Linked DNA regions of Mus musculus: regions 2, 3 and 4 are each linked to region 1. A link is a loop called in an ENCODE intact Hi-C map of the cell type or tissue named here. Cell type or tissue: heart. All regions are shown on one strand.

Region 1 (2,500 bases):
TCCAACGCCTAAGTTCAGTGGCTTCAAGGAAGTTACTCACCAGAGAGCCCCATTATCTTCATCCGAACAAATGAGGTTTGGCATCAGTGCCTGTGAGTTCCTCTCCAGCCCTCTGTTTTGTTTTTGTGGTTGGAAATAATGCAAGGATTTGGGGGATGCAATCTTCCAAAACTCCAGGCTCTCCACTTACCACTTCAGGGGAAGCAGAGAGCCTGCCAATATCACTTTTGCTTTCAGTTCCTGTCAACATGAACTGTGCTTAAACAAAGAGTCAGTTAGTCCTCTGAGAAAGTTTAGCTTAGCTTCCCTTTCCTTCTCCTCGCTTTCCCCTTTCCGCATTTCCTTCTTCGTTCCTCCCCTCAGCCTTCCTTCCTTCCTTTTAAGTCTTAGACAGGCAGGCAAGGGAAGGGAAGGGAAGGGAAGGGAAGGGAAGGGAAGGGAAGGGAAGGGAAGGGAAGGGAAGGGAAGGGAAGGGAAGGGAAGGGAAGGGAAGGGAAGGGAAGGGAAGGGAAGGAGGAGTGGTGAGAGAGAAGAGAGAAGAAAAGAGGCAGACACAACAGCTCTGGCTTGCAAATACAGAGTGGGTCAGGATCTAACCTAGGGAAAGTCCTCAAGTGTAGGAATTTCTAGTGTCCAGGAGTTTAATGAAGCGAACCAAGACACCACTTATGGCACCAGCCAATTGTCCCTATTCCAGACCATTCATCTGCAAGGGCTTTGCTGGCCTTCAGCTTTCAGATGCCAACTCCCGGAGGCATAGCACCTGCTCAGGAAGAAATGAACAGGAGGCATCCTTGGTCTTCTGCAGTAATAGAATTGCCTTTGTCCTGCCCTTGAGTTATCTTACTTTGAATCTTGAGTCTATTTACAGACCATTTTTAGACTTTTATTGTCTCACATCAATGTTTCTTCACTTTTAAATCTCATGATCCAAGAGGGCGGGGTGGGGATGAGTCGCGCATCTAGGCTGGGAGGGCAAGAAGGCTGAGAGGAAATGGCATGGGGCAGAGAGAAGAGCCTGCCCGTGGGAAGAGGAACAGCAGACAAAAATGTGACCAAATGAGAGCAGCCGATGGATGAAACAGGAGGCATGTGAATGAAAACCAAACATCATAACTGAATATAGCCAGGAGGTCTCTACTTCAGGGAATTACAATCCCAGCAGGAAAACGTTACAACAAATACTTCAACAGTTACAACCAGGATAGATCGCAATGAAGAAGTACTTAAGAGTTACTGACCCGGTCCAGGAGGTGAGAAGGAAGGTGCTCAAGTTGGATATTTTTATACCTCCCCCCCCCCCCCCAAATAGAAATCTAAAACTAACTTACATTGCAATACGGTGTTTTGTTTGTTTTCCCCAAATGAAACCCAAGTACGCACCCTGCTCTACCCCACCCTCCACCCCCACACGGAAAGCTTCCTTCCAAGTCTGTGTCCTTTAGGTCTCATTATGGCCACGCTCCCTGCCCTGCTTCCCAAGCCGGATGTGGAGCGCCACCTAGAGTTTGACTGACACATTCTCACACATACCACAAGGATGCTTTAAATCCCAGGATATTCCCCAGGTTTTGAAGGTTGAATTTTAAAAATGTCTGTCTGTCTGTCTCTCTTTCTCTGTGTACACAGATTTTAATATATATTATGTATATTCAGTCTAATAATATGTTCAGTTTATATACAATACAAATTCAGTTTAAAAACAAGAGTAAGAAAATGAATGAATAGAGCAAAACCCGCTCTTAAATATGCAAATAAGGCGAGTGCTGTCACTCACTGGTGTTGGCACCGGACTGAATTAAAAAGTGAGTTTCTAGGAAATTCCAGTTTTCTCTAGGCCCCTTCCAAGAGTTGTTTTGCAAAGCTGCCAGAGAGCACTCTACACAATGGATTGAGAGTAACAAGGCCTACCAGCGACGTCTGAAAGATTTGGTTGGCTTGCTTTTAAAATCCGAAGCCAGGATTTCAAGAAGAGATCTTGTCCTTATTAATAGCTCTCTGACAAATTTCTGAGTGGTCTAAATTATGGAAATATTTCTACCAGTAAGATGGTCTCAGCTGTTGCGATTTATGGAGTGGGCTAACATTGCAGCTATGAAGGAAAGGGGAGGGGCACAGATCTGCCTGTCACTTTTACATCACCATAATGAAGGAAGTTGGCTCCAGCACCACAGACCAACAAGCTTGACAAAAAAGATGTAGACACAGCCGGGCGTGGTGGCGCATGCCTTTAATCCCAGCACTCGGGAGGCAGAGGCAGGCGGATTTCTGAGTTCGAGGCCAGCCTGGTCTACAAAGTGAGCTCCAGGACAGCCAGGGCTACACAGAGAAGCCCTGTCTCGAAAAACCAAAAAATGTAGACACAATTGCATTTCAAAGACATAAAAGTAACAACAGGACTTCTTTTCCCTCTCTACACGAAGGGAAAAGCAGAAGCATTCAGGTAAGGGAAAGCGCGCCCAGCCTTAGAAGCCTTGTTCATCAGAAACACTACTAGGTG
Region 2 (2,500 bases), 360 kb before region 1:
AGGGCGGTGCATCAGGGGACTTTACACACAGACATCCATCACACAGAGGTCTTGGCGGAACTGTTACAGTCAGAGGTATAATTATGGGTCTGGAGGTACATTGATGATAGAGCTTCATCAGAGCTTTTAGAAATAGTTTTTTATGGCTATGAGTATTTACCTGCATGTATCTGTACCATATGCCTATCTGGTGGGTAGAGAGGCCAGAAGAGGCTGTTAGAGTCCTTGGAAGTGGAATTACAGGTGAGCTGCCCAGTTGGATGCTGAGAACCAAACTTAGGTCTTTAGAAAGAACAGCAAGGGCTCTTAACTGCTGAGCCATCTCTCTAGTCCACCAATCTTGGTTTTGCATTGCGGGTATCCACAAATGAACTCTAACCACCTCGGAAATATCTTGAGACCAAAAAAATCACGGTGGTACTGAATTGTAAATGTGAACTGCCAAAATATTACATAATGCCAATGTTATTGGATGTTTGATGAAAAACAATGTTTCTGACTGAAGTACTTGATACATACTGACTTTCTTACATGAGTGGTCACAACAGTGTCTTTATGTCGATTTATGGGCCATTCTATGGTATTGATAAATAATTTCAGTATTTTCTTCTTTTCAAGGAATAGGGTACAGGCTTCCTGCTTGCCAGTTCTCCCTTTGGAAGCCTTTTGTACCCATCACCACCCTTCAGTGGGGATCTGGGCTAAGCAGAATGGGCTGCTACATAGAGATAGTAGGAATTCTCTCTTTCTGGTACCAGTTGGGGCAGAATTCTGGGACAGGGGCTAAGTTCTCAGCCAGCAGTATAGAGCCTGAAACTGTAGCATGCTTGATACTGTTGTAATTTTATTTTCCACTTAAATCAATGGAAACACTTCATAGGGTATAGTCTTGTTTGGTAAAGGCAGCCTGGCGTGACAGACATTTCTTCACTTAGGTGTCCAAGGACCAGTTTCCAGGAGCATTCACAAAAGTAAGTCGTGTCTATGTCTCCGTCTTGGCATCACAGTGCTCAAAGGGGGGCGCTGTAGGATCATTTTCTTGGTTTCCTCCTCCAAAGTTAGGCAGAGATCTAAATTTTTATAAAGATACCACAGGGTATGACGAAGTGAGACTTTAGGCAAGTCTAACTTCTATTATGTATTAACATGACTTCAGGGGGAATTGTTAACTCATTTTTAAAATGAATAGATAGGCACTTTTGATCCTGAAAACATTCTGGCAAATTGATCTTTAGATAGCAAGTGAACCAGTGCGTTGAACATGCACAGGGGTGGGGGGTGGGGGTGGGGAGGGACCCTACCACTGGACTTGCAACAGTGCACACGTCAGAGGACAACCTGTAGGAGCCTGCTCTTTCTCTCTACCATGTAGGAACTGGGCATCGAACTCAGATTGTCAGCCTCGGTGACTGGCATCTTATCTACACAGCCATTTCCTCGGTCTCTCGAATCTCTTCATTAGGATGGCTTCAGCAGACCTGCCTCTCTCTCCCAGCGGCTCTGCAATGGCCTAGGGCCTCCCTACAAGTCTATGCTGGAGTGCCATATTGATAGCTGTGCAGCAACAAGAGAGAAAACAAACAAACAAACAACATTGAGAAGCTGCCATTTTAAGGACCAGGGTGGAAGTATCTGCATGTATGTGTGTCTGCTGGCCATCTGTTGTCACAAGATGCCATCTGAAAGCAGGAGGACTGCTGGGTATCATTCTCATGTGCCCAGAGGAGAAAGCTAATGGTTTTGTGAGCTCATAGAATTGTCTGTCTGCTGGCATTTCTGCCAACGTGTTAACTGGCAATATCCCACCATGGGATCCCTCATCGGTTGGTGTTCACAATGGTGGTTTACGATATAAGCAGCTCATAGCACCCTTACCGAAGTGAAAGTCGGGTGCACATGACAACCCAGGACTCTATTTCTCTGAGTGTAATATATTTCTGATTCTTTCAATGAGTACGTTGTAAGAAAATACCCAGCGTGATGTTTGTGCTGCCCAGGGCTCCTCAGAATTTGAAATCTCCCAGTGTGCATATTGAGTTTCCTCTTTTCTGTCAACAAGGGGGATAGTTCTTCGAGTCAGCTCTCCCACAGTCTCTACCAGTAAATATTTCCAGTGGTGAATGGTTCCAGCAGTGTTTTAGGGTTTTACTGCTGTGAACAGACACCATGTCCAAGGCAACTCTTATAAGGAGAGCATTTAATTGGGGCTGGCTTACAGGTTCAGAGGTTCCGTTCATTATCATCAAGGCATGGCATGGCAGCATCCAGGCAGGCATGGTGCAGGAGGAGCTGAGAGTTCAACATCTTGTTCTGAAGTCAAACAGGAGAAGATGGGCTTCCAGGCAGCTAGGATGAGGGTCCAAATTATTTATTTATTTATGTGAGTACACTGTTGCTGTCATCAGACACACCAGAAGAGGGTATCTCATCTCATTACAGATAGTTGTGAGTCACCACGTGGTTACTGGATATTGAACTCAGGACCTCTGGAAGAGCAGTT
Region 3 (2,500 bases), 240 kb before region 1:
GAGTGACTGTCAAAGCTCTGTGAATGGATTTCAGGATGTGTGAGTGGCACCTCCCAACTTTAGCTGGCTACTTTTTTTTGTAACCACTTGCATACTTTTGGTCAACCGCTGTAAAATAAACAGTCCTTCCCAAATGTTTTTGTTGTCTTTGACAGCGCAGCAATAATTCACTTGGAATGCTGAGGAATGGAGTCGCACTAATTGCGTTGGGAGGCTGGCTTTTATGATTTCTACTCATCAAATTGTTTTCATGTGAAGAGATTCCAGAGCATAAAACATTCTGGAGATGTGTTAAAGTTTACAGCTTCACTCCGAGTTCCCATCGAAATACCTAGATGTGGACATGTGTGTATGTGTGGACACGCACCATGTGCATAAACAAATCTATATGCACACTGAACTTATATCTGAAATGATAGTCCTCTAAGACATTTAGTGGTTTTTGTATTTGGGCTTTTGTTTCAAACTTGAGAAGTGTAGCTTCTAAATTATGGCAATTTTTATCCATGCAAATGAGGGTTTAAGTTAATATTTATTCCTCCTTGGAAAAGTCTGGAGGAAACATGTCCTAACATGCTTTATGCTTATTTAGTTAATACTCTTGGTCCATTTTCTCTGGATCATATATATATATATATATATATATATATATATATATATATATATATATATCAAGCATAATATCATTTATTCAAAAGAGCTTGACTTTCCCTTGGAGTTGGGATTATTGATATAGGTTATTGATGTAGATGTATAGAACAGAATAAATTATTCTCCTGTGTCGGGAATGAAAGGAAATAACTTGAGAAACCCCACAGACTCTGTGCACTATTACCCAGGATACTTTTGTGGAGGGCAACGTTTGCAGGAAGAGGCTGAAGTCTGGATGGTTTTGCAGTTGTATCTTCCAGCCTGAACAACATGACTGGAGCCTTACAGTTCCTGATTGGCATGGGGAAAAAAAATCTTGCACTGAATTTAAACGCAGAGGCTGGGAGACTCGCAGGCAAGTCATCACACCTGTGTTCCTTCACAGCCATCCACCCTCAATGCCTGGGCTGGCATGGGCTTCTCCAGCAGAGAGCAGTGAAGCACCACAGGAGACTGCAAGCTAGGTGCCCCACCAAAGTAGAACCAGCAGGCCTAGCAGACTCACAAAGCAATTGCATTTACAGATCTAAAAAGTAGATACCTACACACACATACAATTAATGCACTGGAATTATTACATCATCACATATATTTAGGTAGTTACCTATTAATGTCCCTTGGAAATAAGGAAGATAATTGGAAGGGAAAGAAGTGTTTTTCTGAAAGTGGCTTTCTCTTTTAATTCTGCCATCTCACAAGGCTGCCTGCCCATTTACTACAGTGTTCTCTCATTTGTATTCAGGATCACCTAATGGCTGCTCTTGACTTCCCCAGCACCTACCTTTGCAGATCTTCCTGCATCCTTTGCTGACAGCACAAGGAAACCTTGGGGGATGAATGGTAAAGCAGTGCGTACAGGACTGGAGGCAACACTGTTGCAAAAAAAGATCCATTTCTGGAAGACTAAACCTGGCTTTCAATGGCTGGAGTTCAAATGGAGGTGTGCATGGGCAGGGCATGGGAAGGCTGCTTCCAGGTGAAGTGATTTACGGCATTAAAACCGGACTTGTTTACAGTGTAACACCACACGGACTTGTTTACAGTGTAACACCACATGGACTTGTAACAATGTAACACAAAAGGGTACCTGCTACGCAAATCCCTCACTGCTAAACCGGGGTGGGGCAGTGCCTTGCCATAGGGGGCGCCTTGTAAGTAGGTTATTCTTCCAATCAACAAGCCCCATGACAGAGTATGAGTGGCACAGTTGCGCATCACTGCCTTGAACAAAAACAGCCATTGTCCCCAAAGGACGCGGGAGGCTTTCCAGTTCCTCCGATGTGGCACACATGATCTGATCTGTTACTTTTCTCAGGTGCAAAGAATGTAATCTTTTTTCCTCTTTAAAGAAAAGATATCAGGGAGGAGATCTAAAAATCCAGATGCATCATTCACTTGCTTTACTGACGTGGGAGATAAGACCATCTGAAAACATTACACACAAACTTTTGGCCAGTCCCCACGCCAAAACCGTTCTCCTCTTCCTTGTCTTTCAAAGCACTGGACTCAAACCCCAGCCTCTGTATGCAGACTGCCAAAATACAAAGTGGAGCCCGGGGCCCTACACGTCAAAGGGGAGAGGGCAACATGGCGCTGTGCCCAAAAAGCACGCTGGAGTGCTGAGCGAACGTTGCAGGAACCGGCTCACATCAAAAGTTACAGCCCTGAGTTTTAGTCTTCCCAGAGACCTGTGTCATTCGACCTTGCTTTGCAAGCCCTGCTCAGCCATTCTATCTGCTGGTCTTGAAGAAAGCCACTCCCTCCCTCTCTGCCCTCTCCAATGTCCTCTGAGGAAAACCTCCCAGCAAAAAAGAAATATCTCTGGAGGGCAGACAAAGCTTCAGCTAGA
Region 4 (2,500 bases), 410 kb before region 1:
GGCCGCATGAGTATTTTAAGGACATGCAAATTGTCCTGGATTTGATGTAAAAAGTGTATGGATCGTCACTGATCCGCAGTGTCTGCCAATGTCTTTACATAATCATTTTTATTTTAAAGACTTCAGAAAACCACAGAACTTACAAGGGGCTGAGCTGATATTTGATTCAAGAGAGACCCTCTTCTCTCTCAAAAGTTTGGATTTTAGCTTCAACATGCACACTGGTTTGGAATTCAATGTGATTCTGGGAAAATAGATTTTTCTCTATAGATTTTTTTTAAATAAAAAAGAGATTTCAGAAGTACAATCAGATGGCCTCCACTCAGAGACCTCTAGGACACTTTCTGAACTGTGAATGACCCCCCTGTGTGAAAGATCATTGTCACTCCATCCTGGCTTAAAAGCCAGCTGGGGTAGCTCTGAAACCAGTCCGCTGCAGCCTTTTACACTGCAGAGTACCGGATGTGGGGGTCTTTCTCCCCCTGCATCACAGGGTTACTGCAGCTGTGGGAGATGTGTGCATCCTCAAAGTCTTTCTAGAAAGTTCTTTCTCGAGGACCACTTTCAAAAACACCAGGTTCACAGCCTTCCTCCTTCATCATCCCCCCATTCAGAGTGCATTCTTTTTACAACATCTTTTTTTGTTTGTTTATTTGTTTGTTTGTTTCTCGAGACAGGGTTTCTCTGTGTAGCCCTGGCTGTCCTGGAACACTCTCTGTAGACCAGGCTGGCCTCAAAGTCAGAAATCTGCCTGCCTCTGCCTCCCAAGTGCTGGGATTAAAGGTGTGCATCACCACTGCCCAGCTTACAACATCTTTTAAAACATTGTTTGCTTTTCATAAAGCTTGCCCCTTCCTTAATTGTTTTCTGTGTCTCAGCCACAAAAGGCTCTGTGGACATTTCTCCAGTCACTTCTAACAAGCCTATCTGTCATCCTGCCCCAGACCCCCCATGGAGCCCCCTCTGAGTTCTGGACTTCTCTTTGTGGTTTTTGTAAAGAGGTACCGTTTTGATGCGAGCACCTGACATCTCTTTCCACATCGTATTTACTGTGCTTCGAGCACTAGTCTTTAGATGAGATGTTCACAAAGATGTAGTTAACCAGGCCCCGACCTACTTCCTCATTCTGTCATTCTAACCTGCAGGAGGTGCCCAACTGCAGAAAAATGTGCATCTGTTGTTGCTAATGCACAGTTGTGTTGAGGGAGCTATCTCAGCTCAAAGATGAGGTGCCTGCCGGTCAGCTGAAACAGCAGTTCGGATGTGTCCTGGTAGAAAGGAATCCTGAGCATTACAACTTTCTACACCAGACCTCGTCGTCAAGAGTCATTTGACAAATGGCCAATAGGTGGCACCGTGAGCATCTGTATAACATCTAGGGCCGTGAGAATTTATCTTCACAAAGCTCTTCTCAAAATATGAAGCAGAACACTGTCCGAAACGCAACCGTATTTAGACAAGCATGTTTATTTGACTTCAATGCCTTGTGATTAGAAACACACAGATGTGTGTAGATAGATTTTTTTACTATCAAACCCTAAAGTTATGGAAAATATCCTAGATGGTTAGGATGGACTGTAAACTTTTACAGGACTATTTGCAGGCAGAATTCTCAATTTCTCATTGAAGCTAACATTTTCTTCATGTACAAGTCAGTTATGTCGTTGTTAAGTAAAACCCAGGAGAGCAGTTTCGTTAAGCTGTGCATTCCTCTGCGAACAGCACATTCGTACAAAGTGGAGTGCAGGCACTGTGGAATAGACTGTATGCGCATTTTTAAAAGACGATGAAAATTTTGTTTTGTTTTCTTTTTTAAGATTTATTATTTATTTTTATGTATGTATTTTTATGTATGTGAGTACACTGTAGCTGTACAGATGGTTGTGAGCCTTCATGTGGTTGTTGGGGATTGAATTTTTAGGATCTCTGTTTGCTCTGGCCCAAAGACTTATTTATTATTATACATAGGTACACTGTAGCTGACTTCAGATGAACCAGAAGAGGGCGTCAGATCCCATTACAGATGGTTATGAGCCACCATGTGGTTGCTGGGATTTGAACTCAGGACCTTTGGAAGAGCAGTCAGTGGTCAGTGCTCTTACCGGCTGAGCCATCTCTCCAGCCCTTTGTTTTGTTTCCTTGGGAATACATACTCTTGCCTTGTCTGCTGCTTCCTATGTAGAACAGGCTGCTCTCAAATCTGCAGTGATCTTCCTACCTCTGTTTCCTACATGTTAGAACTACAGGCATGTAGTTGAGGGAGCTATCTCAGCTCAAAGATGAGGTGCCTGTCGGTCAGCTGTTCTGGTTTTAAAATTTACATCTTTACACAGAAGTATACATGAAAAGTACAGCATTCATTAAGATTGGAAATTATGTAGAATTCATGTAAAAATGTAGTCTTACCTCAGATTCCTTTCCAGCCCTAGTGCTAAAGGTTTTAAATTAGAAAATGACTGCTAGCACTCCTGGGTAGATACAACCTCTAAAGAAGAAACTG

The links. Hi-C counts contacts between places; a loop is a spot of excess contacts. Peaks named below come from ENCODE experiments on the same cell type or tissue, not always from the same donor. Only the 100,000 strongest peaks of a DNase experiment are listed, where the experiment ranks them.
Region 2: a loop joins it to region 1, with 12 times the contacts of the local background. A loop is called at or near these places in 7 of 42 quality-filtered maps.
Region 3: it touches region 1 in a loop (1.9-fold over the local background); 2 of 42 quality-filtered maps call a loop at or near these places.
Region 4: it touches region 1 in a loop (16-fold over the local background); 5 of 42 quality-filtered maps call a loop at or near these places.

Annotation. Positions count from the first base shown.
Region 1 is chr10:120,665,701-120,668,200 of GRCm38, forward strand. No RefSeq gene overlaps it. Among named protein-coding and RNA genes, the nearest start is that of Gm35062, 21 kb to the right of the region's middle. In heart, a CTCF peak has its summit at 1,512 (motif pointing left); no DNase peak of the experiment used is centred here; H3K27ac peaks cover 455 bases.
Region 2 is chr10:120,305,181-120,307,680 of GRCm38, forward strand. No RefSeq gene overlaps it. Among named protein-coding and RNA genes, the nearest start is that of 1700006J14Rik, 58 kb to the right of the region's middle. In heart, a CTCF peak has its summit at 1,014; no DNase peak of the experiment used is centred here.
Region 3 is chr10:120,430,558-120,433,057 of GRCm38, forward strand. The region is part of intron 3 of Hmga2 (high mobility group AT-hook 2); the gene reads right to left. Among named protein-coding and RNA genes, the nearest start is that of Mir763, 16 kb to the right of the region's middle. In heart, a CTCF peak has its summit at 1,080 (motif pointing right); no DNase peak of the experiment used is centred here; H3K4me3 peaks cover 369 bases; H3K27ac peaks cover 1,189 bases.
Region 4 is chr10:120,256,174-120,258,673 of GRCm38, forward strand. No RefSeq gene overlaps it. Among named protein-coding and RNA genes, the nearest start is that of Llph, 30 kb to the left of the region's middle. In heart, a CTCF peak has its summit at 1,348 (motif pointing right); no DNase peak of the experiment used is centred here.